2 separate regions of the Homo sapiens genome follow, and region 1 is linked to region 2. Evidence: chromatin loops called from intact Hi-C (ENCODE). Cell type or tissue: PC-9. All regions are shown on one strand. Links, peaks and the distances in the headings refer to the core of each region. The heading gives the core; the rest is flanking DNA.

Region 1 (14,945 bases), core at 3,863-8,862, 76 kb before region 2:
GCAAGAGCAAGACTTCATCTCAAAAACAAAACAAATCAAAACAAAACAAAACAAAAAGACGGAATGGCAAGTTCGGTAGTGGCTGAATATAATAGTGTGGTCAGGGTCTACAGTTATTAGGTACGACGTTGAGTATGAATGGGGAGGGCATTTTATCAATGTTTAAATTTAAAAAAAAATTTATTATTTTACTTTTAGCTTGGGGATACATGTGCAGAACGTGCAGGTTTGTTACGTAGGTATACATGTGCCATGGTGGTTTGCTGCACCTATCAACCCGTCATCTAGGTTTTAAGCCCCGCATGCATTAGGTATTTGTCCTAATGCTCTCCCTCCCCTTGCCCCTCACCCTCAGCAGGCCCCAGTATGTGATGTTCCCCTCCCCGTGTCCATGTGTTCTCATTGTTCAACTCTTACTTATGAATGAGAACATGCGGTGTAATGTTTGAATTTTTAAGAGATTATTTTCATGGATCATTTGTGTGATTTGAAATAAAAAATAATAACAAAAGGCATTACCCACCTGCCCCTCCATAATAGGGTGTTTGGGAGTGAGAGGAAAAGAAAGGGAAAATGGCTTCACCATTTATTATCCCCGTGAGCCTGAGAACATTATTCAAGTTTACTAAACTTCAGCTTCTTTGTCTATATTAATAAAATGGTGCTGACCTGGGGCTCTTGTAACACAGAAAACAGAGACTCCCTTGAGTTGTGGTTCCAGGAAGAGACTGAGAAGCCATAAAATGCAGTACAGTAGTACCTCCTTTCCCATGGGAGATACATTCCAGGACCCTCTGTGGATGCCTAAAACCATGGATAGTACTGAACTCTATATATACTATGCTTTTTCCTATGCATACATACCTGTGATAAAGTTTAATTTATAAATTAGCACAGTAAGAGATTAACAACAATAACAAAAGACAACAATTATAACAATAATACTGTAACAAAAACTATGTGAATATGGTCTTTCTCTCTCTCCCTCAAAATGTCTTAATATTTTTGGACCTTCATTAACCATAGGTAACTGAAACTTCAGAAAGCGAAACTGCAGATAACAGGGGTTTGGGGGGGAACCACTGTATTGATGTCTAAGCACAGGTCTGGAAGGAGGCCAAGCATCCTTGAGGCAGTTGATACCGTGGAGAGGAGTTTGAGTTCAAGGTCATTCTTCCAGTACAGCTGGTCACTGGCCTACATTCTAAGTGCCATGGATTAACACAGCACCTGCCAACCCACCCCTTGCCCTACGATTGCACGAAGCTCTCTTTTGTTGCTGACTTCAAGTTCCAGAGAGCATCCTGATGTCTGAGCTGGTTCTCTGCAAGTGAGGCTTTCTCTCCAGTCTCTGTCTTGGCAGGTGCCAGGCAGCCAGGGCATGGGATGCCACTGTGGCAGGGGTCCTCCTTGGGCCAGTTGGATGAGAGGGGTGGGCAGAAGAGAGTCCTATGTGAAGAACTTTTGAGGCAGAAAGGGTGTGGGTGGAGATTCTTCAAGAAGGAGAGAAGGGTGAGCTGGAACTCAGAAATGTGCCCAGTAGAAATACTTACTGAGCCATAAAGGATCTAACAGAGATTCTTAACTTAGGGTCAAGAGCCCCAAGGGGTTCCCGTATAGAATTCAGAGGAGTCTGTAAACTTGGATAGGGGAAAAAAAGCATCTTTATTTAGGATTTTCTTGTATTACGAATGTAGGCAACAATCCACAGTGTATTTGCAGTCCCTGTGACATTGTCACCACTAGAAATCACAGATATTTTCATGTTACATTTTAGCTGCGACAGATACCTTGAAATATTATTTATGTCCCTGATGGCTTTGTATTTATAGTAGTTACTATACCTGCTGCCAGAGCTTGTTATTTAATGCATTAATAAAGAAGAATATATTACTATATTACACAATTTAAAAAATTTTATTAATTATATTTCAATATTATTGGTTTTCTTTGTAGTCAAGCTATGCATTTTATTTTATGCATTTTTAAATGTTCTGAGAAAGAGTCCATAGGCTTCACCAGTCTGCCAAAGGGATGAAGGCACAAAAAAGGTTAAGACCCCCGACAGGAAGTCAGTAAGCTTTATCCCCAATTTCCTACCCTCCCTCACCCTGACTTTTTATATACTCATCTGTCACTGTCTAATTAGTGGAAGACATTCTTAAGGAGTAGTAAATTTTATTTAATTGTTGGCAAATTTGCAAAAGCGCAGAATTTGTGGTTTGGGTAGAAGACTTTGATGTTATCTAGAGGTCAATTTACAAATTGCAGGCACACACGGCTGACTCATCGGGTAATTCTATCAGCCCACAAACCCACCAGCCCCTGAGCTGATTGCTTGGTTAATCCCATGCAAAGCAATCTACTGGAACAACCACCTAGCGCGCAATGATGATCCCGAGAGGTTAAGGAGTTTGTGTAGACTAACTGATGAATCCCTTGATCCAGTGCAAACTAGAATCCTAGGAAGGAGATGAAGCTGGTGAAGAAGTAGCTTTGAAGTGGGTTCTGAAATGGAGGGTATGCAAAGGAGGAGGAGGGAGGATGTGGAGGACTGGCCCCATGGTGATTTTGAGGAGGAAGCCAGGAAACAGGAGCGTCTACTGGAGCAATATTTATTAGAGTAGTGGTTGTGTTTTTTTTTGCTACCTTTTATCGAACTTGTGCCAGACACCGTGCCAAGACCTTTGAATATAGCAGTTGTTTCATCTTTACCCACTACTCAATAAGGTATGACTGTTATCATTCCCGTTGTATTGGTGAGCAAAGTGAAGCTCTAAGAGGTTAAACACTTGCTCTAGGGTACCCGAGATATCAAGTGGTGGAGCCAGGAGCTCAGCCTGCATCTGCCTGATTCTAGAAACTTGTTCTTGAAACCTACTACAGGCAACTGGGAAGAGTGTGTTTGGGAAAGCTCTGGCTGCCATATTCTTTTGGTAGGAAAGTGCTTACTATCCATCCTCATCTTCCCCAATCCATCTCTCTGGCCTTTGCTTGTTCTCACGCCAGTTCCTTCCCCTCCCACCCTTAACCCACTCACAGGCATACAGTCTGCAGGAGTGATGACAGAATAGAAATTACAAGCAAAAGCTGTGGAGTCAGGCAGAATGGGTTCTAATGCCAGCTCTGCTACCTGGCCATGACCATGCTGAACCTCAGTTTTTGTATTTGTGAAATGGAGATAATGGTGCTTGCCTAATTTTACCTATTCTCCCTCTAGTGCTTCAGCGCCATTTTGGGTAGTTCTTTCCATTTGGGTGGGAGGAACTAGACTTAGACTGGGTGAAATTGTCCCCATCTTCTCAGGTGAGCTCTTTTAGGAAGGCTTCCCTGATTTCTCTCCAACATGAGCAGCAGGCACTACTCATCATAGTACCTGGCTCTGGCCTTGTGAAGAGCTAATTGCTATTGCTGTGCATGGCTGTCCCTCTGTATAGAAGCTCCTTCTCCCCTTCCCAGTGCCCAGTGCCGCATCTGTCATGGAGGCCTTCTCAGTAGAACCTTGATAAAAGCAAATGAATTGTTTCTTTCATTCCCCCTTTCAGGGAATTTGCCCATTCTTGGCACCCCAGCCCCCCAAACCCCTTTTCTGGTCTCCGTCACCTAGAGCTTGTCCCTCACCTTTCTTTGGCCCCTGCTGCTTTCTCCCTCTCTCTCCAGTCCTCCCTGCATCCTACCTTGGCCATTAATGCTGCTGCTCCAAGTGCCAGATGCACTAGGCTCCTACGCAATTTTGTATTAGTTGAGGGTGGAAGAAACCTTACCACTTACCTAGATCGTCCCCCTTGTCTTACAACTGAGGAGCGAACCAGAGAGGGCAGGTGGCAGGCCCTGGGTGGCAAGGGGATTGAATGACTGAGCTGAGTGAGGACTTTTGCCCCAGTTTGCTGCCCTGCCCTGGGACTGATGATTCCACGTGGTTAAGTGACTGATATTTTGGACAAGGGAACAGGGGAGGAGCACATTCTTCTTCAGGTGCTTGCTTGCCTTGCTGTAGTGCCTGCCTCGGGGCTGGCCTTCCCTGACTTAATCCTCTTCTTCATTCTATCCCCATGTCCCTTGGCTTTGCCGACTGCTGAATGGAGCCCTGTGTCAGCCAGGCCTGTGGGTGGCCGCCTTCGGGTGATGCTTGCTGGTGCCAAAAGGCTCCTGCCCTGAGAGCTCTGCCCACTGGCAGAGAAATTCCCCGCTTTTGAACCATTGCTTTGGGCTACTTTGTCTTCTCCAGGCAGCTCTTGTTAAAATGTAGATGTGTTACCTGGAAGGAGAACCTGTTAGTCCATCGCAGTGTGGCCCGTGGAAGAGTGAAATTCCCCTGGCCTTGGCTAAGTCACATCGCTGCCCTATCCTCAGCTTCCTATCTGTAAAATGGGGACAAAAAAGATTGTATTATAGGGTTACCCAAGATGAAATGAGATAGTGCACTTAAAGCCCTTGGCACATAATAACTAGTTAATAAAATTAGCTTTTTTAAAAAAATTTAAGTAATGTAGTCTTCTTTCAGTTGAAGGTTTCTTTTTCCTTTCTAATTATAAAGTGGTTTTGAAGTTAACTTTCTTGCCTTTAAAATAGGGTAAAAGATCCTACTTCACTGGTGTGTCGAGGATTTATTGAGCTAAACTGCCTGTGGATGCTACCAGGTCTGCCTGGGATTCTCAATGAGAGCCTGGTGCTGTGGTCTGAAAGCTGGTATCCTCCCAGAATTCATATGTTGATGTTCTAATCCCCAATGTGATGGTATTAGGACATGCAATCTTTGGGAGGTAACTTAGGTCATGAAGGTGGAGCCCTCACAAATGGGATAGTGCTCTTAGAAGAGAGAGCTCTGTCAACCCTTCTGTCATGTGAGGACACGCCAGATGCCAACAGTCTGCAAGCTGAAAGAGGGACCCCACCAGAACCCAGCCATGCTGGCACGCTGATGGCATTCTCCGAGCCTCCAGAACGGTGAGACATACACACATCTTTTGTTTGGAAGCCACCCATCTTATGGTAGTTTGTGATAGCAGCCCAGACAGGCTAAAACACCTGGTATTCTTCAAGTTATCCTGGAGGTGAGGATTGAAAGCCCCTGGGAGCCCCAAGGGAGGTTCTGGGACGGTCCCTAAGGGAGGAGATGGAGGAAAAAGAGGCAGGAGAATCAGAAGTCAGGGGGACCCTGCTCCTCCACCCCAGCTGCTTAGATGCCAAGTCTGGGTGGGAGGGGACTTAGGAATCTGCCTTTCTCTGGGAGGGTTTGGGCCCTGTGACATTTTTCCCAGATCGTTGCCTTCTAGGCAAGTTCTCTGAGGTGCTGAGTTCCCTGGGGAGAGGTGCCCTCGGTGTTCCCTCCCTGGCTTGACTTTGGGGGTGGTGGTTGTGGTGGTGGTAGCAGGAAACCAGAGTTTTCCTTAACCCTCTGATCTTGGGATGAGTGTTGGTGGGTGCTGGAAACTGCTCCTTTGAGAGGGTGGCTGGGCTTTTGAGAATGTCAGCCTGGCTAGATTCTTTGTGATTCCTCCTGAGACCAGGATAGTTCTCTCCAACCTGGACCAGGAGAGAGATCAGGAGCAGGAGCACCTGGCCCAGGCTCCTGGCTGGTGAGTGAGGAGGGGTAGGGGGTGCAGCTGCTCAGGAGTTTTCTGGTAACCAGCATAGACTCACTTCAGGGCTCTCTACAGGATCCTCCCACCCCTGCTCTTGTCCTGACTGCAGAAGGCACATTATCTGGCCAGGCAGCCGCCCTGGGCAATAGGAGGTCATTAGGCCCCTCTCCATGCAGGCGCCTGTGTGAGCCTCTCCAGCCGGCTTTCCTGTTAGCCTCTGGGGAAGGTGCGTCCCCACTGTCATCCATCATAACTGTAGTTAGCCTTCCAAAGCAGAGCCTGAATCATGCAGAAAACACTTTTCCCTAGGGCGCTAGAGACCAGGAGCAAAGGGCAGGCAGAGGTGAATGCTGGTTCCTGGGGCCCAGAGACCAAGCTGCAACCTGCCACTTGCCAGTCTGATAGAAAAGACAAAAAAGGGCATCCTACAGGGTGGATACGGGGTGAGCAAAGGCACAGGGGTGTTAAGGCAGGGGGTGAGGTGTGAGTGGCATTTATGAAGGGCAGAGGAATTGGAGATGAGGCTAGAGAGGTATGCAGAGACAGCCTTCAGGGCCTAGCTGGCAGGCACATGGGTGGCATTTGGCTTGCATTTGGGTTCTGTTTGACCTTCATAGCATTTTTTAAAAAAGAAGAATTCTGTCAACATTTAAAAATCAGATTTTACATAAATCTACATGTCTAGCTTCTTTTGAAAAAAAAAAAAAATCAGGTCTGGCAACACTAGCCTTGAGTCACTCCCACCATGGCCACACCTGGCTGGAAGGTGAGCAGTGGACCTTCGGTGATGGCTGGGGTCCCACAGCCAACTGGCTTGTCTGAAATCTCTGCCATAAGCTTACTGTGGAGTTATTACAATGTTCTCAGAATGTTAATGTGTTACAGGGGAGGAGAAAGGAAATTCTAAACTATTCACATTATAGTCTGTTTATCAGATTAGGAAATGAATTTTAACTACTCCTCAGGAATTTTTTTTTTTTTTTTTTTGGCAGAGTCTCTTTCTGTCACCCAGGCTGGAGTGCAGTGCTGCGATCTCAGCTCACTGCAACCTCTGCCTCCTGGATTCAAGCCATTCTCCTTCCTCAGCCTCCCAAGTAGCTGGGACTGCAGGTGTGCACCACGACGTCCGGCTAATTTTTGTATTTTTAGTAGGACAAGGTTTCACCATGTTGGCCCGGCTGGTCTCGAACTCCTGACCTCAGGCGATCTACCCACCTCAGCCTCCCAAAGTGCTGAGATTACAGGTGTGAGCCACCGCACCGGACTCCTCAGGAAAATTTTGATTGTGGGTTGAGAAGCAGTTAGGTGGGGCAAATGGGATGCTTCCTGCATGATGGCCTGGGAAGGAACCTGGACGAAGTGAAGGTGGGGCCAGGACATCTGGAAAGATGGAATGACGGGTAGGCCTGTTTGCTTTCAGCTGCAGTGTCTGGCATCTTTACTGGGGATGACACCAAAACACCCACCCTTGGCCAATATTTATTGTATTGTAAGATGTTTACTATCTTACTTTATTATCCTTTTAAGCTTAAAAAGAAGGACAGAGTGAAATGTTTCTGTGTGTTTGTGTGTTTAATTGCTACAGAAACTAATACAAAGAGAATTTTTAGGAATAATTTGGAAAAGGAGGAGAGGAAAAGAAATTATTATTATGTTATATTATATTACTATTCCTCTAAATAATGTGTATGTTGGAGGGGGTGGCCTTTACAATTTGAAAGGCTTTGTGAACACTATTGGGAATTTTTTTATTAAAAATTATTATAAATATCATACCAGTTAGCAGCAAACATTGAAAAATATATAGAGGTAATGAGTTATGATCATGCCACTGCACCTCTGCCTGAGCAACAGGGATAGAGAATCTGTTTAAAAAATGATAATAATAAAATAATGTAGAAGCATATAAAGGCAAAAACTTTAAACTGTCAAGAACTGGTGGTTAGAGCATATAGACCAGTTTGGAGGAAATTGATCTAGTTTGGCACTGTATATATATGATATGTAACTACATATTCTTATATAGAGCTAGATACATATCCAGATATATTTGTATAGAAAATTTTTTAAATAAAAATGGGGCTTACCTATTGTCCTGCTGTTTTTTTCCTCATACTCCATCTTGAACATATTGCAAGTCATTAATTATGTCTGGGTCTGAGTAAAGAAAGTCTGTGGTCTAGGTGCAGTGACTCATGCCTGTAATCCCAATGCTTTCAGAGGCTGAGGCAGGAGGATCGCTTGAGGCCAGCAGTTTGAAACCAGCCTGGGCAACATAGTGAGACCCCTATCTCTACAAAACATAAAAATAAAAATTAGCTGGGCATGGTGGCACATGCCTGTAGTCCCACCTACTTAGGAGACTGAACCAGAAGGATCGCTTGAGGCCAGGAGTTTGAGGCCACAGTGAGCCATGATGGCACCACTGCACTCCAGCCTGGGCAGCAGAACAGGACCTTGTGTTAAAAAGAGAGAGAGAGAGAGAGTCTGTAATGGGAAACACTACTAAATAGAAAGAGCTAGTCCTGAATCCCCACTGGGCACCTCCAAACCTTAGTTGCCAGTTCTTTTAAATGGAGATGATAATTCCTTCCTTCAAAGGTTCTACTGAGGGTTAAATAAAATGTGAATGTGTTCAAAGCAGCTTTTTGGGTACTGGGTTATCAGAGCGCAATGCAGTGTCAGGAGAAAGCAACCCCTGCTTAACATCTTCCATTCTTTGGATTCCCGATTTTTCTTCCTTCACCGTGTTGCAGGAGGGTTCAGAGGGCCAGTGAACCTTGGATGAGTTATAACTTTCACAGTGGAGCTTAAAATCCTCCTTTCAGTGCTGTTTAACATTAAAATCTCAAGCAGGGGCAGGCATGGTGGCTCACACCTGTAATCCCTGAACTTTGGGAGGCTGAGGCAGGTGGATCACCTTAGGTCAGGAGTTCAAGACCAGCCTGGCCAACATGGCAAAACCCCATCTCTACTAAAAATACAAAAAAATTAGCCAGGCTTGGTGGCAGGCGCCTGTAATCCCAGCTACTTGGGAGGCTGAAGCAGGAGAATTGCTTGAACCCGGGAAGCGGAGGTTGCAGTGAGCCGAGATCACGCCATTTCACTCCAGCCTGGGCGACAAAGCGAGACTCTGTCTCAAAAAAGAAAAAAAAAATCTCAAGCAATTCATCAACAGCTGCATTCGGGTTTTGTTTAGGACATTTTCCCTGGAATCACTTTTATTTATTCAGCTGCAGGAAAATTTCTGAAGCCAGGTAGGTATGTGGTGTTCTCTGATAGGAAGGCTTTGGCCTGTGCTGGCTCTTGGGGAGATGGAGGTGCCCTCCTGCCGTAGGAAAGGTCAACCCCTCTTAGTACAATGGAGGGGATTCACAGCTTGTCTTTGCAAGTGACACCTCCTTCCTGCACCCTCCTTTTCCGTTTTCACATCTCTTCTGCTTCCCTCTCTAGATTACAATATTCCCTTTCATTTGGATATCACTTCGTCTTTAGCAAAGCACTTGTACTCCCATTATCTCATTGAACCCTCTGGCAAGTCTATAGACTTAGGACAGTAGTGGTAGGTAGCAGATAAGCAGCTGAGGCCCAGAGAAGTTGTGATATGCCTTAAACTCACACAGCAGAAATTGGACAAATCTGAGTTAGGATCTGGATTTCCTGGCTCACAAGCCATGCCGGTCGCGCTGTATCATATTGCCTCCTTTCTTAATTGTTGGCAGGAATCTCCTGAAAGGGGAGGCTGTTGGCGAGGGGGCGGGTAATCGGCCCCAGTGCTGGCTGGTTGGGAGAGGCTTTTTGGAATGCATGAGGTTGTTGGGCTTAGTGTCCTAAAGAGACTGGTGGGAGCAAGCGAAGAGGATGGGGCTGGGTGGGGCAGTTTGGAGGTCACCTGAGGTCAGTGGAGGGGGCAGACAGGAGCTGGGGAAGTTAAGGCCCAGTGCAGAGCTAGAAGGGGAGAATCCTGGATTGGAAGCAGGTCCAGGGTCCTTCTTGTCATCACTGGAAGGCTTGTGGGCTTTTTTGACATTTGGTCTCATTTTGGATGTTTGGCCCTTTTCTTGCCCCCATCAGTGGCACATCATAAAAATCTGCTTCTGGTATCCCAGTGAGCACCTCTTTCTTATTTCAGGTCACAGCTCCCTGGCACTCCATTCCCATGTCCAACAAATCAAAACTTATCAGTTCTGTTGCTATTCAGATCAACGTCTTGGTTAAATGGGCCTAAAACATTCATTTAGCCCAAATTTGGTATATGGACCAGCTCTTGCCAATAGAAATAGAATCTGAAGGTCCGGGCATGGTGGCTCATGCCTGTAATCCCAGCATTTTGGGAGGCCAAGGTGGGCAGATCACTTGAGGTCAGGAGTTCAAGACCAGCCTGGCCAACATGCGGAAACCCTGTCTCTACCAAAAAATACAAAAATTAGCGAGGCATGGTGGTGTGTGCCTGTAGTCCCAGCTACTTGGGAGGCTGAGGTTGGAGAATCGCTTGAACCTGGGAGACGGAAGTTCCAGTGAGCTGAGATTGCACCATTGCACTTCAGCCTGGGTGACAGAATGAGAGCCTGTCTCAAAAAAAAAGAAAAAAAGAAAAAGAATTTGAAATACATTTTAAGTTTTCTAGGAGTACATTAAAGAAAATAAAAAGAAAACAGGTGAAATTAATTTTAATATATTTTATTTAACCCAATATATCCAAAATATTATCATTTCACCATGTGATCAGTACCAAAAAAAGAGAAATTTTATATTCATTTTTTCATATTAAGTCTTTGAAATTCAGGTGTACTTTACACTTACAGCACATTTTAATTCAGACTAGCTACATTTCAAGTGCTCAGTAGTTAGTTAAGTAACATGTAGTTAGTTAGCCACTAACATGTAGTTGGTGGCTACGATATTGGGCAGCAGAGTTATGAACCAAGACGACTTAGTTTGGGATGGGCGGTGGGTGCTTTTGGGCACCTTTGTAATTAGGGTGCCTTTGGGTCGGGGGGCTGGTCAGGAAACCTCAGCTATAACACATCATGGCTGCTCGCCCTGTCCTCACCTTTGCACTTGTTGGTATGGATGACATGATGTTGAAAATACCGCCCCTCCCCATTATGCCAGCTATCATGCCCTTCTTTGTGCCCTACAATCTCCCTCTCTCAACTCCTTTGACTTTTGTCAGCCCCATCCTGGATTAAACTTTACTGTCCCATTTCTCTGACCCTGTCTTGGGACTGCTGGATCCATTAAATCCATGCCCTTTGACTTCATCTGCTACTTGGCATCCTCCATGTGTGTCAGCTGCCTCTCATCCCAGTATCCTCACTGACTATTGCAAACCTCATCTACACTTCGTAAGTTCCCAAGTCCATTCACACAGCCCTCAGTCTCAGCTCTTGATCTCTTCCTACCTGAGAAGATGGAGATCATGTGGCTTAAACTTCCTCATTCCCACCTTGCTGTTTTTCTCCATCTTTGCTCTCCACTCCCCTGCCAAAGCCAAACTTTGAAAGCCTTCTCTTCCCACCTCCAGAAACTCTAGCAGACTGGCCCTTTGGGTAAAAGCCATGAACTCTTAAGCCAGAGCTTTTGGCTTCAAATCTCAGATTCTCCTACTGCTAACCTGGGTAAACTATTTCACCTCTGTCTTAGTCCATTTGGGTTGCTATTACAAACTACCATAGACGGGGTGGCTTATAAATTTTAATAAATTTTATTTCCCACAGTTCTGGAGGCTGGAAGTCCTGGGTCAAAGCGCTGGCAGATTCCACGTCTGGGGGACAACCCTCTTCCTGGTTCATAGACAGTTGTCTTCTTCTGAGTCCTCAGTTGGTGGAAGAGGCCAGGGAGCACTCTGGGGACTTTTTTATGAGGACATTAACCCCATTCATCTGCTCTATCTGCCCAAATCCCTATCTCCTAATACCATCACATTGGGGGTTAGGATTTCAACATACGAATTTTAGAGGGGGCTCATTCAGTCTGTAAGCACCCTCTCTTTGCCTAGTCTTCTCATTGTAAAATATGAAATAAAATAATAAAAGCATCTAGCTCCTAAGGTAGTGGTAATGAGTAAATTCAACATGTGTTGCATCTTTTATTTAGCACAGTGCCTGGAGTAAATGTCGACTCCTATGCCAGCTCCTCTTTCTTGCATCTAGAAGTCCATCCTTCTCCCTCGGCTTCTTCCTCCAGACCTGCAAACATGCTCGCCTTTCCCAGAGCTCACCTTGTCCCTCCCTGGAGCTACTGTCCCTTTCTCTCCTGAATTGCACTGGAAAACAGCCAAAGCGTAGCCCATCTGCTGCTTCAACCATCTTGTCAACCCTTGACGTCTGCCTCCTGCTCTTTTGAAACTAAGCCCGAGCCTCACATGGTCTTCAAGTTCCACAGCATCTGACATCATAGAACAGTCTTCTCAAAACTGACCCCCTTTGTGTTTCTGAGCTGTACCCCATCCTGGCTCTTCCTTCTTACCTGTTCCCCATGCATGACTGTCTTCAGGGGTGCTCCTCAGACTCCTCTGCTTGCTCTTGCTTCTCACCACCCCCCACCCCCAACCACGTGGTGATCACACGGAAATGGATGGCTCTTGAATCTACATCTCTAAGCTTCAGGTTTCTCCCTTGTCCCAGCTGTTAGGTGCCAAGTGCTTTCTTCCTTGCTTTCTCTCTGGTTGGTGACCTTTCAATCCCCACTGCAGGCACTGTGATAAGCATTTTACATACCTCATCCCAATTCATCTGTGTAATCCTATAAGGAGGAAATTGTTTTTTTCTCGTGTTAGCTATTTGGACGCTGGGCTGGCAGTAGAGGCGGTGGGCGCAGTTAGGGAACCTAAACACACACTGGTAAGTGGCAGAGCTGGGATTCAGACCCGGATCCACACACTCCAAAGCCCACACCCTTAATCTTTGTGCTTTCCTGCCTCTGTCCGGTCTAGTCCCAGGCTACGCTGTTTTCATAATTTAATAAGCGGTGGGTGCTGAATACCACTCATGTATGTCAGACATTCTTCTGTGCCTGTGTTGTTTGTGTGTCGGTGTTCTGTTCACCTTGCTGTTGGCCAGGTTCATCACTGGTTAATTTCAGTCTATGTCTGGACCTTTGGTGTTAGTACCTGAAAATCTTAACTGAGCCCAGGTCCCTGCTGTGCAATGCAAGAACCCAGTAGTAGGAGCGTGCACACATTTCCACATAGTGCATATGTTTCTCTTTCTCCCAGTCTCCCCATCTGTGAAATGAGAGAGTTGAACTCGGTAATTGCAGGAGCCTGTCCAGCTCTTGTGCTCCGTAAGTCTGTTTCATGTTCTGCTTACCTGGAGCCTACTGTGTTCCCAGCACATGATAGATGCTTTTGGGCAATGCTGAGAGAACACAAAAGGCATTGAGCTGTCACGGAGCCGAAACTCAGTCAGGAAGACAAAGCCAACACTCATGAAACTGCCAACCATGTAAGACGTTATGTAATTATGCCTGCAATTTCAGATTATATACATTTGTAATGGTTCAGTACAGGAGAAGAAAAGCTTCTGTTCTCTTACAAGAAAAAAAATAAATAAAAGGAGCATTTAGGGAAAGGTATTAAGTCTGGCCAGACTGCTTGCCAGACTTGCTATTTCCCTCTTGAAGTCAGTTGTTCATTCTGTAAATATTTATTGAATGTCTACTAATAGTCCAGAATCTGGGGACATACGCCCCTCATTGCAGTCAGAGTTGTATTTAAAACCCAGCTTTCGTCTTGTTCCTCCCTGCTTAAGAACTTTTGATGGTTTCCTATTCTAGAAAATAAAATGAGCTGACTTCCAACCTCTGTCTTCCGCCATCCGCTTCCCCGACCCTGTACTCTAGGCCAGGATTGCTGGTCATTCTTCAAGCCCACCATACATGTTTTCATCTCTAGCTAGAGAGCTGCTTCTCCCATCTGCCTGCTTAACTTTTACTCATCCTTCAACGCCCAGCTCAAAAATACCAGATCTGTGATGTTTTTCTGATCCTCTGAGATGCTCCAGCCACACCTCTCTAACACCACATAGGTCCTTGTTTAGGTCTCTGCCTCCCATTTTGGACGGTGAGTTCCTTAAAGAAAAGAACCCTGTCTTTTTCATCCATGAGTCCACAGAACCTAGCCCAGTGCCTGAAGAAGAATTTCTGATAAATGGATGATTGCACACAATCTGTCGAGGCTGGTCTTTGAACAGAAAAGGGTCTCTTTTCTTCTTTCCTCAAGTTACTGGGCTATTGAACTTCATGCCTTGTGGCCAGTGAAGGGGACTCAATGGTTGAGAAAGCATTGTGGTCTCTTTCTCTGAGCAGTCGTGGAGAGACTGGAGCCACTGGAGCCTCACTTTTGCCCTGGAGGGGGACTTTCAGCAGCAGCAGCAGCTGAACCCACATACACCAGAGGACTGTGGTGAAGGAGGCATTTGTGTTGGGCTTGGCAGGTGGGAGGCCTTTGTGTTCCAGAGCACAAGTGGGTAAGTATGTCGGACAGGCTGCAGGCTGCACACACATGCCGAGGGGCTGGGCCCAAAACGCCTTCTGACCTGGGAAGAAAAGGAGGCATTGTGTGCACTGGCAGCACTCCAAGGGAAATATTCCAGTTGTTCTATTTTGAACGGCTCACTCTTTTAAAAAAGAAAAGTCCAGAGGTGAACATCTCTCTCCCACTCCAAAACATCCTACCTACAAATTTCAAATCATTTGCTACCCTCAAAATATGAATTAATCCATTATTTAAATAATTCATTAATTCAGCTGCTACATCTTTATGAGGCAGCACTATGGTCAGCATTGTACTAAGCACTTGGGAAACAGAAGTAAAGAAGACACGGTCCTCATCACTGTAGGCTCTATTCCTGATTGCTTGCTGGGTGTCTAAATCCTTTTGGAACCTGGTCCCGCCCCTTCTCTTGTGCCTGATTTTTCTCTGCTCCTTGGCAATCCTTCCTTGAGGCTTCTGTCTGCTGCTGCCCATTCTCTACCTCTGCACCCCCGGTCCTGTACTGTGCCATGTTGTGGGGTCATCAGGTACCAGCTCACCACCTTTTCTAGACTCAGGTGGGCACAGACAGAACCAGGCTTCAGTCTGGGCCATTAAGAGCTTGGGCAGTTGTCTGGGTGTGTCACTCATGCCTGTAATCTGAACACTTTAGGAGGCTGTGGCGGGAGAATCACTTGAGCCAGGACTTTGAGACCAGCCTGGGGAACATAATGAGAGCCTGTCTTTACAAAAAATTTTTTAAAAATTAGCCAGGCATCATGGCATGCACCTGTGGCCCCAGCTACTCTGGAGGCTGAGGCAGGAGGATCACTTGAACTTAGGAGGTCGAGGCTAGATTGAGCTGTGATTTTAACCACTGTAAT
Region 2 (13,149 bases), core at 96-5,095:
CTGGGGGTGTGCATAGATGGGGCCCTCAGCCTAGTACCCCCTTCACCTAGAAGTGGGGAGGGGATCCAGGAAGACTTCCTGAGGTATATTTTAACTATCTGAAGGATACGTAGGAGCTAGCCAGGCAAAGAGGAGCAGGAGAACGTTCCAGGCAGAGGAAGAAGCAAGAATAAAGCTCCAAAACAAGAGAGAACATTGATTTGGGCCATTCAAATAATATTAATGTGCCTATGCTGGGTACAGTGGCTCATGCTTGTAATCCCAGCACTTTGGGAGGCCAAGATGGGTAGATCATTTGAGGTCAGGAGTTCAAGATCAGCCTGAACAACATGGTGAAATCCCATCTCTACTAAAAATACAAAAATTAGCTGGGTGTGGTGGCATGTGCCTGTAATCCCAGCTACTTGGAAGGCTGAGGCAGGAGAATCGCTTCAACTGGGGAGGCAGAGGCTGCAGTGAGCCGGTATCTCACCACTGCACTCAAGCCTGGGTTACAGCCAGACACCATTCCCCGCTCCTCCGCAAAAAGGAAGCAATGCTCAGATTCACATGTTAGAAACAGCACTCCAGTTTTTTTAGCATGAGTGACATTTATTCAATAAACATTTGTGGAGTGTCCATTCAGAGTCCTGGGCTCCAGAGTTAATGGTTTGTTGGTGGGGGGCAGGTGTAAGCTAACGACCACTATGAAATGTGACAAGTGTTGGAGGCCTGAGTCGAGCTGTGGAGACTGAGTGGGACAAAGGGAGTCAAGGACGCCTCCCAGAGGAGGTGGCTTTTCAGCCAAGCCATAACGATGCCTAGGAGTTTAGATATAACGGCAGGTGGATGGAAGATGTGGCATGTGAAAGAGCATGACCTGACCTGGGCTGGGCACGCTGGCTCACGCCTGTAATCCCAGCTATTCGGGTGGCTGAGGCATAAGAATCGCTTGAATGCGGGAGGTGGAGTTTGCAGTGAGCCAAGATCACGCCACTGTACTCCAGCCTGGGCGACAGAGTGAGACTCCATCACGAAAAGAAAAAAGGAAAAAAAAAGAAAAAGTGTGACCTGTTGGGCAATGGAGACAATTTCAAAATGACTTTAGTTTCAGTTACGCAGGAGACGTGACTAAACAGGAGACGTGAAAGGGAGGTCAGGAAACATACCACACTCGTACATGGATACTTGGAATTTGGACTTGTGCCTGTAACTTGAGGGGAATAACAGACCCCTTTGAAAATGCAAAGGCCTCAACAGAAAAAGTTTGGGAGGCCAAGGCGAAAGGATTGCTTGAGGCCAGGAGTTTAAGACCAGCCTGGGCAAAATAGCAAGACCTCATCTCTACAAAAAAAAATTTAAAATAAAAAATAGACAGGCATGGTGACACATGTCTGTAATCCTAGTTACTTAGGAGGCTAAAGCAGGAGGATTGTTTGAGTCCAGTGAGTTATTTTCGCACCACTGCACTCCAGCCTGGGTGACAGATTGAGACCCCATCTCTAAAAGAAAAAAAAGAAAGAAAAAGTAAAATGGCCAGGCGTAGTGGCGCACGCCTGTATATCTCAGCACTTTGGGAGGCCAAGGTGGGCTGACCCATTGAGGTCAGGAGTTCCAGACCAGTCTGGCCAACATGGTGAAACCCCCATCTCTACTAAAAAATACAAAAATTAGCAGGGCATGGTGGTGCATGCCTATAATCCCAGCTACTCGGGAGGCTGAGGCATGAGAATCACTTGAACCCAGTAGGCAGAGGTTGCAGTGAGCCAAGATTGTGCCACTGCACTCCAGCCTGGGTGATAGAGCGAGTGAGACTCCATCTCAAAAAAAAAAAAAAAAAAGTTTTTGCAATAAAAAAAAAAAAGAAGGCAAAATTTGCATACAACTTCAGGGATTCAAAAATCTGCACTCAGCTGAATGCAGTTGCTCACACCTGTAATCCCAACACTTTGAGAGGCTGAAGCAGGAGGATCACTTGAGCCCAGCCTGGGCAACATAGTGACATCCCATCTCTACAAAAAAAAAAAAATTAATAACTAGCCAGGCGTTGTGATGTGTGCCTGTAGTCTCAGCTACTTGGGAGGCTAAGGTGGGGAGATCACTTGAGCCCAGGAGGTCAAGGCTGCAATGACTGTGATCTCACCACTACACTCCAGGCTAGGTGACAGAATGAGACCCTGTCTCAAAAAAAAAAGGATTCAAAATCTTACTGCTATGGGCAGTGGGGAGCCATTGATTTCTAAACAATAGGGGCATATGATCAGATTTGCTATTTATTAATAGAATGATCACAGAAGGTGACTGAAAGCAAAGGGATCAGCTAGGACGTTCTAATGAGACAGTGGGTATAAAGCAGGAAGGGCCCAATGCATGGTGGTATTGGTGGGGATGAAGAATAGAGCCCCATAGGAAAGGCATCAGGAATGGGATGTGCCAGCATGTGACAGACTGGATAGTGAGTGGAGAGCAGTCAAAAACGGTGACAGAATGGTGGGATATGCATTCTTCTCTTCCTCTTCCTCTTTAATAATAGAATTCCCAACTTTTAGCTGGGCACATGGCCACCCAAAATAGACTTCATTTGCCAGCTCTCCTTCAAGCTTGATGTGACCCTGTAACTACGTTCTGGCTGGCAAGGTGTGAGTGAAGTGAGGTGTGCAAACTCTGGCTCCCGCATTTAAAGGAAAAGGAAATGCATTTCCCCCTTCCCACTGGCTGGAATGTGGTAGTGATCCATCTGGATCCAAGGAGATGAGGCCACCGTCCAAGGGATGATAGAACAGCAAGTCAGAAGGAGCATAGGTCCCCAACACCATAAAGCTGTCATCTCCTCTCTGGACTGCTTATTCTGCATTTGATATCTGAACAAGAAATAATCTTCTCACACGTGTAAGCCATTGTACACTTGAATCTCTGTGGCAGTAGGAGTTAGACAACTGCACTTAGCACTATATGGCAGTGTCAACAGTGAAATGCTATGGTTAGTGGATTTCAGGGGGAAACGCTGGGAAAGGCCTTTTGGAAGGAGTATCCTTTCAATGCCTAAGGCATAAAGAATGTCTCCTTATGACACCAGCCCGTGTTCCACGCCCACAGTGGAGTCATCCAGCCCACAGCCTTGCAGAAGGTACAGCTATGTGTTGCTCTAGCAGATTCCTGAATACAGGCTGTGCACCCTGAGGCAGCCTGTCCTTAAGTGAGTCATTGTCTATGAAGTGGCCAGGTGTGGAATTATGGGTGGAACCATTGAATTATCTGAGAAATCTGAATGAAGAAACATGTGGCATTTCAGGCAGTCACAGTGGGGTGCGATCAGGGAGAAGAGAGTGAAGCCGTGAGGTGGAGTGAGGCATAAAGGGAAAGGTAAAATTTGCATGAGTAGAGGTCAAACTGGCTGAAAGCGCTGGGCACAGTGGCTCATGCCTGTAATCCCAGCACTTTGGGAGACCTAGGTGGGTGGATCACTGGGGAGGTCAGGAGTTGAAGACCAGCCTGGTCAACATGGTGAAACCCTATCTCTACTAAAAATACAAAAAAATTAACCAGGTGTGGTGGCACACGCCTGTAATCCCAGCTACCTGGGAGGCTGAGGCAGGAGAATCACTTGAACTTGGGAGGTGGAGGCTGCAGTGAGCCAAGTTCATGCCACTGCACTCCAGCTTGAGTGACAGAGCGAGACCCTGTCTCAAAAAAAAAAAAAAAAAAAAAAAAGGACAGGCTGAAAGTGTGAGCAAGAAGGATCTATCTATGAGGTAGATAAAAGATCAAGTGCAAAGAGAAGAATGCACTTATGGAGCAGATGCCAATCCTCCTTGCCTTGGAACTTCTCCTCAGCCCCATCCAGGATCCCCGACTGCAGGAGGAGCTGTCACACTCCTACAAGAAAACCTGGCTCCTGGCCATTGCAGGACGGACACCAGACACTGCCTGGACCCATGAGGCCCTCTCTTGGGAATTTTAGAGCTGAGATTTGGGAGAGAGATTCAGTCTCCTTCTGGTGTCTGGACTGTATCATGTAGATCTCAGCTGCTGATCACCAGGGTCAGCCTTGTGGAGTTAAGGGGCCAAAGGGACTCTTCAGTCATAAAGCCTAAAGAGGTGGTTAGAGCAAAGCAGAGATAAGAATTTCTGGCTTCTCTGGAGCAACACTTGTTCCTTCAGGAAGACCCCAGATGATACCTACTCTTGAATTCTGTAACTTGTTTCTCTTTTCCCAATCTCCTCTCTGGGTTAGGCAGCTAGTGGGAAGCAAGGAAGGGCTGGTATCTGGAGTCAGATATCTCAGGTGTTGAATTCCAGCTGGACCACTGCTTCACTCAGCTTTTGATCTGTAAAATGGGGGATAATTGTTCCTTGTTCCTCCTCTGTCTTTTTTTTTTTTTTTTTTTTGAGATAGGATCTCCCTCTGTCGCCCAGGCTGGAGACCAGTGATGCAATCTCAGCTCACTGCAACCTCTGCCTCCCAGGCTCAAGTTACCCTCCCACCTCACCCTGCCCCCTAGTAGCTGGAACTACAGGCATGCGCCACCACACCCAGCTAAATTTTGTATCTTTTGTAGATGGGGGTCTCACTTTATTGCCCAGGCTGGTCTCGAACTCCTGGGCTCAAGCAATCCAGCCTCCTAAGGTCTGGGATTACAGGCATGAGCCACCACACCCAGCCCCCTCCTCTGTTTTTCTGTGTTTAGCTAAAATGGTCCCTATGATAGAACTTAATATACAGTGGAGAGCATCCCCTTTCCCCTGGCTGTTTGATTCTTTTTTCCTAGACCTGGGCCCATAAAAACAGCAGCTTGCCTTCACTGAGTACTTAGAAATGCCCAGGCATCAGTCCTAAGGGGTTTGTATGAAGTTACTTACGTCTCATCATAACCCAGTGAGCTAGATATTATCCCTGTTTTACATATGCAGAAACTGAAGCACGGAGAGATTAAGTAACTCACCTAAGGCCACACAGCCTAGTAAGCAAAGGATCTGGGATTTCAAGCCGGATCAGGCTCTGTGACTACACTCCACTGCCTGCTGTGAGCCCAGAACTCTTCTTGCTCCCTTGCCAGTGACCCAGGCTGGGGGAGAGAGGTGCCTGGCTGCAGGCCAGTGGACACTGCTGAGAGAACAAAACTGCTTCGGGGACCTGACATGAAGTCAGTGCCTGACCTGCAGGTCCTACGGGGTGGCTCAGGACAAAGGGGACAAACAGGCAGAGTATTTGGGACTGGAGGAGTTGAGGTATCAGGATGCCCATGTGCTTAGCATTCCTGGGGAAGAAAGAGGCCTCTGTCCAGGGCACAGATGGTCTGAACCCTGCATTACCTCCACTGCCCACTAAGGAAGGAGTTCTTGACAGTTCCAAATCCATTCCTTCACACCCTCTCCTGTTTCAGTGAGAGCTGGGCCTGGAACAGAGGAACCCCAGCTGCTGTCTGAGGGAGTCCCGCCTGACCTCCCCTCTGAGCCCCATCCAGCCCTTCGTCCATTTCCACGCTTGGGAGAGGTCTGGAAAGGGCTGCGGAGCCTCTGCTCTGAAGCAAGCAGAACAATTCTGTTGCTGTTTGGGGATTTGAGAGTACATTCTCCAATCTCATGTTGCCTTTGAGATGAGGGGATTTCCACTCTTCTCCCTGGAAGGGAAAACTATGGGAGAAAACTGTCCTTTGACACCCTCTCCCACAATCCCAGTGGTCAGATCCGGGGCAGGAACGGAGGGAAGCTCAGGCCTGGGCCCCACAAAGAGGAAGCGGCTGCTGTTCTCCCCACCTCTTGTGGGCTTAGCAGGGCTGGTCCAGCCCAGTGTGGGACCGTGTGACTCTGCGCGTGAGTGTTAGGATGGTCACTGTAAATCTACGCCACGCCCTTCTTTTGAGCTTTAGTCAGGAATAAAGTTGATGTCTGTCTATGGTATCTTATCTTTCAATTGGTTACCTGCCTGGGAAATGAGAAAAGTGATGTTATTTATTGTCCCCATGCCCCAAGCCCCACACATTCCCTGGTCAGCACACCGGGCTTGTAGATGACGCCTAGCTTGGTCCAGCTAGGAGAAGTGGGATGGAAAAAGAGGGGTGAGGGTGACAGGGCACATGAAATGGAGCACTGCCAGACCCAAAGGATGTCTGAGCCCACAGCTGACATGCCCTATTGAGGGCTCACTGTGTTCCAGGAGCTGCCATTTACAGAAGACACAATGGTGCTCCCTGGAGTTGTACAACAGAGCGCCCTAGGTCCCAACATGAGGTAGGACAGAGCCTCACAGGAGGAGAGACAGGGCATCCAGGCCTTGAAGTTCAGAGGTCTGGTCAGGTAGACAAGGGGACAGAGAGGCAGGCGGGACCATACCAGGGGCCAGGATTTGCCGCCCAGGAGCCTGACCAGGAGTCAGAGGAAGTCGGTGGTCCCAAGATGGGGTTCGGTCCAAGTAGCAAAGAGGGCAATAATTCAGGACAGCAACAATTATGGAGCCACCTGGGTGCCAACCCCAATCAGACCCGATCTGGGTTTTAACGCACTCACATTCGAGGCCGGGCGCAGTGGTTCACTCCTGTAATCCCAATACTTTGGGGGGCCTAGGTGGGCGGATCACCTGAGGTCAGGGGTTCAAGACCAGCCTAACCAACAAAGTGAAACCCCATCTCTACTAAAACAAACAAACAAACAAACAAAAAACAAAAGTAGCTGAGCGTGGTGGCACATGCCTGTAGTCCTAGCTACTCGGGTGGCTGAGGCAGGAGAATCGCTTGAACCTGGGAGGCGGAAGTTGCAGTGAGCCGAGATTGTGCCACTGCACTCCAGCCTAGGCAACAAGAGCGAAACTCTGTCTCAAAAAACAACAACAACAACAACAACAAAAACCACTCACATTCGAGGCTGGCTGTGGTGGCTCACGCCTGTAATCCCAACACTTTGGGAGGCTGAGGCGGGAGGATCGCTTGAGGCCATCACTAAAAATACAAAAAAAATTAGTCGGGCATGATGGTGGGTGCCTGTGGTCCCAGCTACTGGGAGGCTGAGGCATGAAAATTGCTTGAGCCCAGGAGGCGGAGGTTGCAGTGAGCCAAGATTGTACCACTGCACTCCAGCCTAGGTAACAGAGCAAGACTCTGTCTCAAAGAAACATAAAAAAATAAGTAAAATAAAATAAAACATTCATATTCAAATCTAAATGGACATAAGAAAAACAAAATATAAAAACACTCACAGCCCAGCAGGGAACAGACACAGGAACCAAGGGGTCAGCTGAGCCAGGACTGAGCTGGGTCTTGAAGCATGAATAGGAAGGAGTTCACTCAGCAGAGATGTGGGGTAAGCATTCCAGACTAGGGGTGCAGGCAGGAAAGAGCACCGTGATGTCCTCTGACATCCAGCAGTGGGTGGCTACCTGGGGCCGAAGTACTTAGGGGATTACAATAATCTTAAAGGCTATTGTTGATTGATAACTCTGTACATTCACATGCTTAACGTAGATGCCAAGTTTGTTGAAGAGTGAATTTCATAGGCTTCAAGACCATAGCATGCCATGCTGGACCGTAGCTTCAGAATCACCCCATCCTCCTTGAATTCCTCTGGGGTTCCCTTAGGTAACCTGGAGGAGAAGGGAGGGAAGGTGGATGGGGAGGCCACTGGTGCTCTGGTCCTCTCAGAAGTCCTCAGGTTGTGCCAGTTGGCTCTCTTTAGAATGTGTGCCAGCAGGCTGGGCATGGTGGCTCACACCTGTAATCCCAGCACTTTGGGAGGCCAAGCTGGGCAGATCACCTGAGGTCAGGAGTTTGATACCAGCCTGGCCAACATGGTGAAACCTTGTCTCTACTAAAAATACAAAAATTAGCTGGGCGTGGTGGTGCACGCCTATAATCCCAGCTACTCGGGAGGCAGAGGTTGCAGTGAGCAGAGATTGTGCCATTGCACGCTAGCCTGGGCAACAAGAGTGAAACTCTATCTCAAAAAAAAAAAAAAAAAAGAATAATACACAAGATCAAGTGGAGTTTATTCCAGAAATTGAAGAATCAAAGATGGTGCTATATTAAGAAATTTTGGGCCACACGCAGTGGCTCACGCCTGTAATCTGGCACTTTGGGAGGCCAAGGCGGGCAGATCACTTGAGGTCAGGAGTTTGAGACCAGTCTGGCCAACATAGCGAAACCCTGTCTCTACATTAAAAAAAAAAAAAAAAAAAAACTTAGCTGAGTGTGGTAGCGGGTGTCTGTAATCCTAGCTACTTGAGAGGCTGAGGCAGGAGAATCACTCGAACCGAGACAGAGGTTGCAATGAGCTAAGATCGCATCACTGGACTCCAGCCTGGAGGACCGAGTGAGACTCCGTCTCAAAAAAAAAGAAAGAAATTTTGTAATGTAATTATTAAGTCAAAAGAGAAACTATATATATAATCACCTTTATTAATGTTGAAAATACATTTAGTCTGGGAGTGATGGCTCACACCTGTAATCTCAGCACTTTGGGAGACCAAGGTGGGCGGATCACTTGAGGTCAGGAGTTCAAGACCAGCATGGTCAACATGGCGAAACCTCATCTTTACTAAAAATACAAAAATTAGCCTGGCATGATGGGATGCGCCTGTAATTCCAGCTACTAGGGAGGCTGAGGCCCGAGAATCGCTTGAACCCAAGAGGCAGAGATTGCAGTGAGCCGAGATTACACCACTACACTCCAGCCTTGGTGACAGAGTGAGACCTTGTCTCAAAAAACCAAAAAAAAAAAAAAACAACGAAAATACCTTTTGGCCAGGCGTGGTGTCTCACGCCTGTAATCCCAGCAGTTTGGGAGGCCGAGGTGGGCAGATCACTTGAGGTCACGAGTTCGAGATCAGCCTGTCCAATGTGGTGAAACCCTCTCTCTACTAAAAATACAAAAATCCATCATGGCTAACACGGTGAAACCCTGACTCTACTAAAAATACAAAAAATTAGCTGGGCGTGGTGGGGTGCATCTATAGTTCCAGCTACTCAGGACGCTGAGGCAGGAGAATCGCTTGAACCCGGGAGGCAGAGGTTGCAGTGAGCCAAGATCACGCCACTGCACTCCAGCCTGGGTGACAGAGCGAGACTCCGTCTCAAAATACATACAAAAATTAGCCAGGTGTGGTGGCAGGCGCCTGTAATCCCAGCTATTTGGGAGGCTGAGGCAGGAGAATTGCTTGAACCTGGGAGATGGAGGTTGCAGTGAGCCGAGATCGCGCCACTGCACTCCAGCCTGGGTGACAGTGCAAGACTTTGTCTCAAAAAAAAAAAAAAAGAAAATACATTTCACAGCTGGGCGCGGTGGCTCACGCCTGTAATCCCAGCACTTTGGGAGGCCGAGGCGGGCGAATCGCCTGAGGTCAGGAGTTTGAGACCACCCTGGCCAGCGTGGTGAAACCCCGTCTCTACCAAAAATACAAAAATTAGCTGGGCATGGTGGCAGGTGCCTATAATCCCAGCTACTCGGGAAGCTGAGGCAGGAGAATCGCTTGAACCCGGGAGGCGGAGGTTGCAGTGAGCCGAGATTGCACCACTGCACTCCAGCCTGGGTGACAGAGCGAGGCTCTGTCTCAAAAAAAAAAAAAAAACAAAAAAAAACCCCAGAAAATACATTTAAATAAAATTTCTATACCCATTCCTAGTAAACTTCTCTCTTAGTCACCTCAGGCTGCTTTAAGAATGTATCATAGACTGGGTGGCTTAAACAACAGGCTGTTATTTTCTCACCATTCTGGAGGCTGGAAGTCTGAAATCAGGGTGCCAACATGGTGAGGTTCTGGTGGGGCCGTCTTCTTGGCTTGCAGACAGCTGACATCTCACTGTATGGTCACATGGCCTTTCTTTGGTGTGTGCTCATAAAGACAGAGCTCTCTGTCCCTCCTCTTATAAGGAAACTAATCCACTGCAAGGCGTCCACTATCATGGCCTGATCTAAACCTAAGTACTTCTCAAAGGCCCCACCTTCAAATACCATCACATTGGAGGTTAGGGCTACAGCATATGAATTTCGAGGGGACACAAACATTCAGTCCATAACAATCTCTTAATACATATTTACGGGTAGTTCTTTATCTTACTCTTTTATATTGATTCTTCTAAATAGAGACAGAGTCTCACTATGTTGCCCAGGCAAGTCTCAAACTCCTGCGGTCAAGTAATCTCCCAACGTTGGCCTCCCAGAGTGCTGGGATTACAGGCGTGAGCCACCGTGCCTGGCCACCTTTATTCTCTTTTTACCTCTAACAAAAAGTAAATAAAAGTAGCCGGGCGCAGTGGCTCATGCCCGTAATCCTAGCACTTTGGGAGGCCAAGGCAAGTGAATCCCTTGAACCCAGGAGTTCGAGACCAGCCTGGGCAACATGACAAAACCTCATCTCTACAACAAGTACAAAAATTACCTGGGGGTGATGGCGCACACCTGTAGTTTCAGCTACTTGGGAGGCTGAGGTGGGAGGATTGCTTAAGCCTGGGGAGGCGGAGGTAGTTGTGAGCCAAGATCGTGCCACTGCACTCCAGCCTGGGTGACAGAGCCAGACCCTGTCTCAAAATAAATAAATAAATAAATAAATAAAAGTTAAAAGAATTAGTTTGTATTTTCTATTTAATTAAAGATAAAAAGGGCTGGTTTGTATCTTTTTCTTGGAGTCTTATTTTTCCCCTTAAATTTTAACTATCATCATCTTGTCTGATGTCTGTCTTCTCATTTAATTCCATTTTTGTAACTTTTAAAAATAAATGAGGCCGGGCACAGTGGCTCATGCCTGTAATCCCAGCACTTTGGGAGGCAGAGGCGAGTGGACTGCCTGAGGTCAGGAGCTTGAGACCAGCCTGACCAACATGGTGAACCCCTGTCTCTACTAAAAATACAAAAAAAAAATTAGCTGGGCATGGTGGTGGGCGCCTGTAATCCCAGCTACTCAGGAGGCTGAGGCAGGAGAATTGCTTGAACCTGGGAGGCAGAGGTTGCAGTGAGCCAAGATCATGCAACTGTACTCCAGCCTGGGCGACAGAGTGAGACTCTGTCTCCAAAAAAAAAAAAAGGAAAAAAAAAATAAACCCCAAGCAGATATAATAAAGGACACTTCATACAAATGAATCAAAAATGAATTAAAGCCAATTAAAGAAAAAGTTGAAAACATGAAATTAGAGGGAATAAAAGATATGGTGGGTGAAATAGACCCAGTTCTTTAGCCCTGTAAAAAAATAAGATAAACCACATTTTTTTAACTTTTATTTTTTTTGGAGTCAGAGTCTCACTCTGTTGCCCAGGCTGGAGTGCAGTGGCATGATCCCGGCTCACTGCAACCTCCGCCTCCCAGATTCAAGCGATTCTCCTGCCTCAGCCTGAGTAGCTGGGATAACAAGTGTGCGTCACCATGCCCAGCTAATTTTGTATATTTAGTAGAGATGGGGTTTCACCATGTTAGCCAGGCGGATCTCGAACTCCCAACATAAGGTGATCTGCCTGCCTCCGTCTCCCAAAGTGTTGGGATTACAGGCGTAAGCCACCACGCCTGGCCTTATTTTTATGTTTTTGAGACAGGGTGTACTTCATCACCCAGACTGGAGTGGAGTGGTGTGATCACAGCTCACTGCAGCCTCGACCTCCTGGGCTCATACAATCCTCCTACCTCAGCCTCTCGAGTAGCTAGGACTACAGGCGCACATCACCACACCTGGCCAGATTTTGTAATGTATTGTGGAGACAGGGTCTCACTATATTGCCTAGGCTGGTCTTAAACTCCGGAGCTCAAGCAATCCTCCTGCTGCAGCCTCCCAAAGTGCTGGGATTATAAGCGTGAGCCCCCACGCCCAGCATAAAGCACATTTAAGGATACAAAATTCGGCCATGCGCCGTGGCTCATGCCTGTAATCCTAGCACTTTGGGAGGCCAAGGTGGGCAGATCACTTAAGGCCAGGAGTTTGAGACCAGCCTGGCCAACATGGTGAAACCCATCTCTACTAAAAATATAAAAATTAGCCAGGTGTGGTGGTGCATGCCTGTAATCCTAGCTACTCAAGAGGCTGAGGCAGGAGAATCATTTGAACCCAGGAGGCAGAGGTTGCAGTGAGCCAAGATTGTGCCATTGCACACCAGCCTGGGGGACAAGAGTGAAACTCCTTCTCAAAAAAAAAAGGCCGGGTGTGGTGGCTCACACCTGTAATCCCAGCACTTTGGGAGGCCAAGGCAGGCAGATCACGAGGTCAAGAGATCAAGACCATCCTGGCTAACACCGTGAAACCCCATCTCTACTAAAAATACAAAAAAAAATTAGCCGGGCGTGGTGGCAGGCGCCTGTAGTCCCAGCTGCTGGGGAGGCTGAGGCAGGAGAATGGCATGAACCCAGGAGGTGGAGCTTGCAGTGAGCCGAGATCATGCCACTGCACTCCAGCCTGGGCGACAGAGCAAGACTCTGCCTCAAAAAAAAAAAAAAAAAAAAGATACAAAATTAAAAGCCCAATTTGCATAGCTAGATGAGTGCAGTATGGTGGAAGTAATACAAACAGAGGTGTTCTAATCACACTAGAAGTCAACATTGAGCATCGCAAGGTACCATTTTTTTCTTCATTAAAATGTGTTTTAAATTATGCCCTTTGTTGACAGGAAGAGGTGAAAAGCCAGCTCTCTCAGTTGAGACAGTATAAATCACTAACTCTGTTTTTGAAAGTAATATGGATAATATGTAGCACAAGCCATAAAATGACCAGACCCTTTGGTCTATTAATTCCAGTCTTGCTAGCCTGTCCTACCATAAGGGTGGGGTGGAGAAGGAGGGTAGGACTAAATAAAGGAAATTCTTATTCATAAAAATTTACATTTGTATATATGGTGATTAGAAACAAAATGGCTGCAAGGTCCAATGGTTATTTTAGAGGAAAGATTTAATTTAAAAATTGGCCGGGCACAGTGGCTCACACCTGTAATCCCAACACTTTGGGAGGCCAAGTTGGACGGATCACCTGAGGTCAGGAGTTCGAGACCTGCTTGGCCAACATGGCAAAACCCCATCTCTACTAAAAATACAAAAAAAATTATCCAGCACCTGTGATCCCAGCTACTAGGGAGGCTGAGGCACAAGAATTGCTTGAACCCGGGAGGTGAAGGTTGCAATGAGTCGAGATCGCACCATTGCATTCAAGCCTGGACAACAGAGCGAGACTCTATCTCAAAACATAAATAAATAAATAATTGACTTTTAGC

The links. A loop is a pair of places that touch in the nucleus more often than their neighbours do. Peaks named below come from ENCODE experiments on the same cell type or tissue, not always from the same donor. Only the 100,000 strongest peaks of a DNase experiment are listed, where the experiment ranks them.
Region 1: it touches region 2 in a loop (6-fold over the local background); 1 of 110 quality-filtered maps calls a loop at or near these places.

What each region holds. Positions count from the first base shown.
Region 1 is chr1:62,299,107-62,314,051 of GRCh38, reverse strand. The region is part of intron 1 of KANK4 (KN motif and ankyrin repeat domains 4); the gene reads left to right. Among named protein-coding and RNA genes, the nearest start is that of KANK4, 13 kb to the left of the region's middle. RefSeq lists an enhancer at 4,890-5,576. In PC-9, for the core only: no CTCF peak of the experiment used is centred there; DNase peaks (open chromatin) are centred at 3,941, 5,811, 6,301 and 7,731; H3K27ac peaks cover 2,364 bases.
Region 2 is chr1:62,220,916-62,234,064 of GRCh38, reverse strand. No RefSeq gene overlaps it. Among named protein-coding and RNA genes, the nearest start is that of L1TD1, 33 kb to the right of the region's middle. RefSeq lists enhancers at 296-796, 797-1,297. In PC-9, for the core only: no CTCF peak of the experiment used is centred there; DNase peaks (open chromatin) are centred at 3,154 and 4,344; H3K27ac peaks cover 2,905 bases.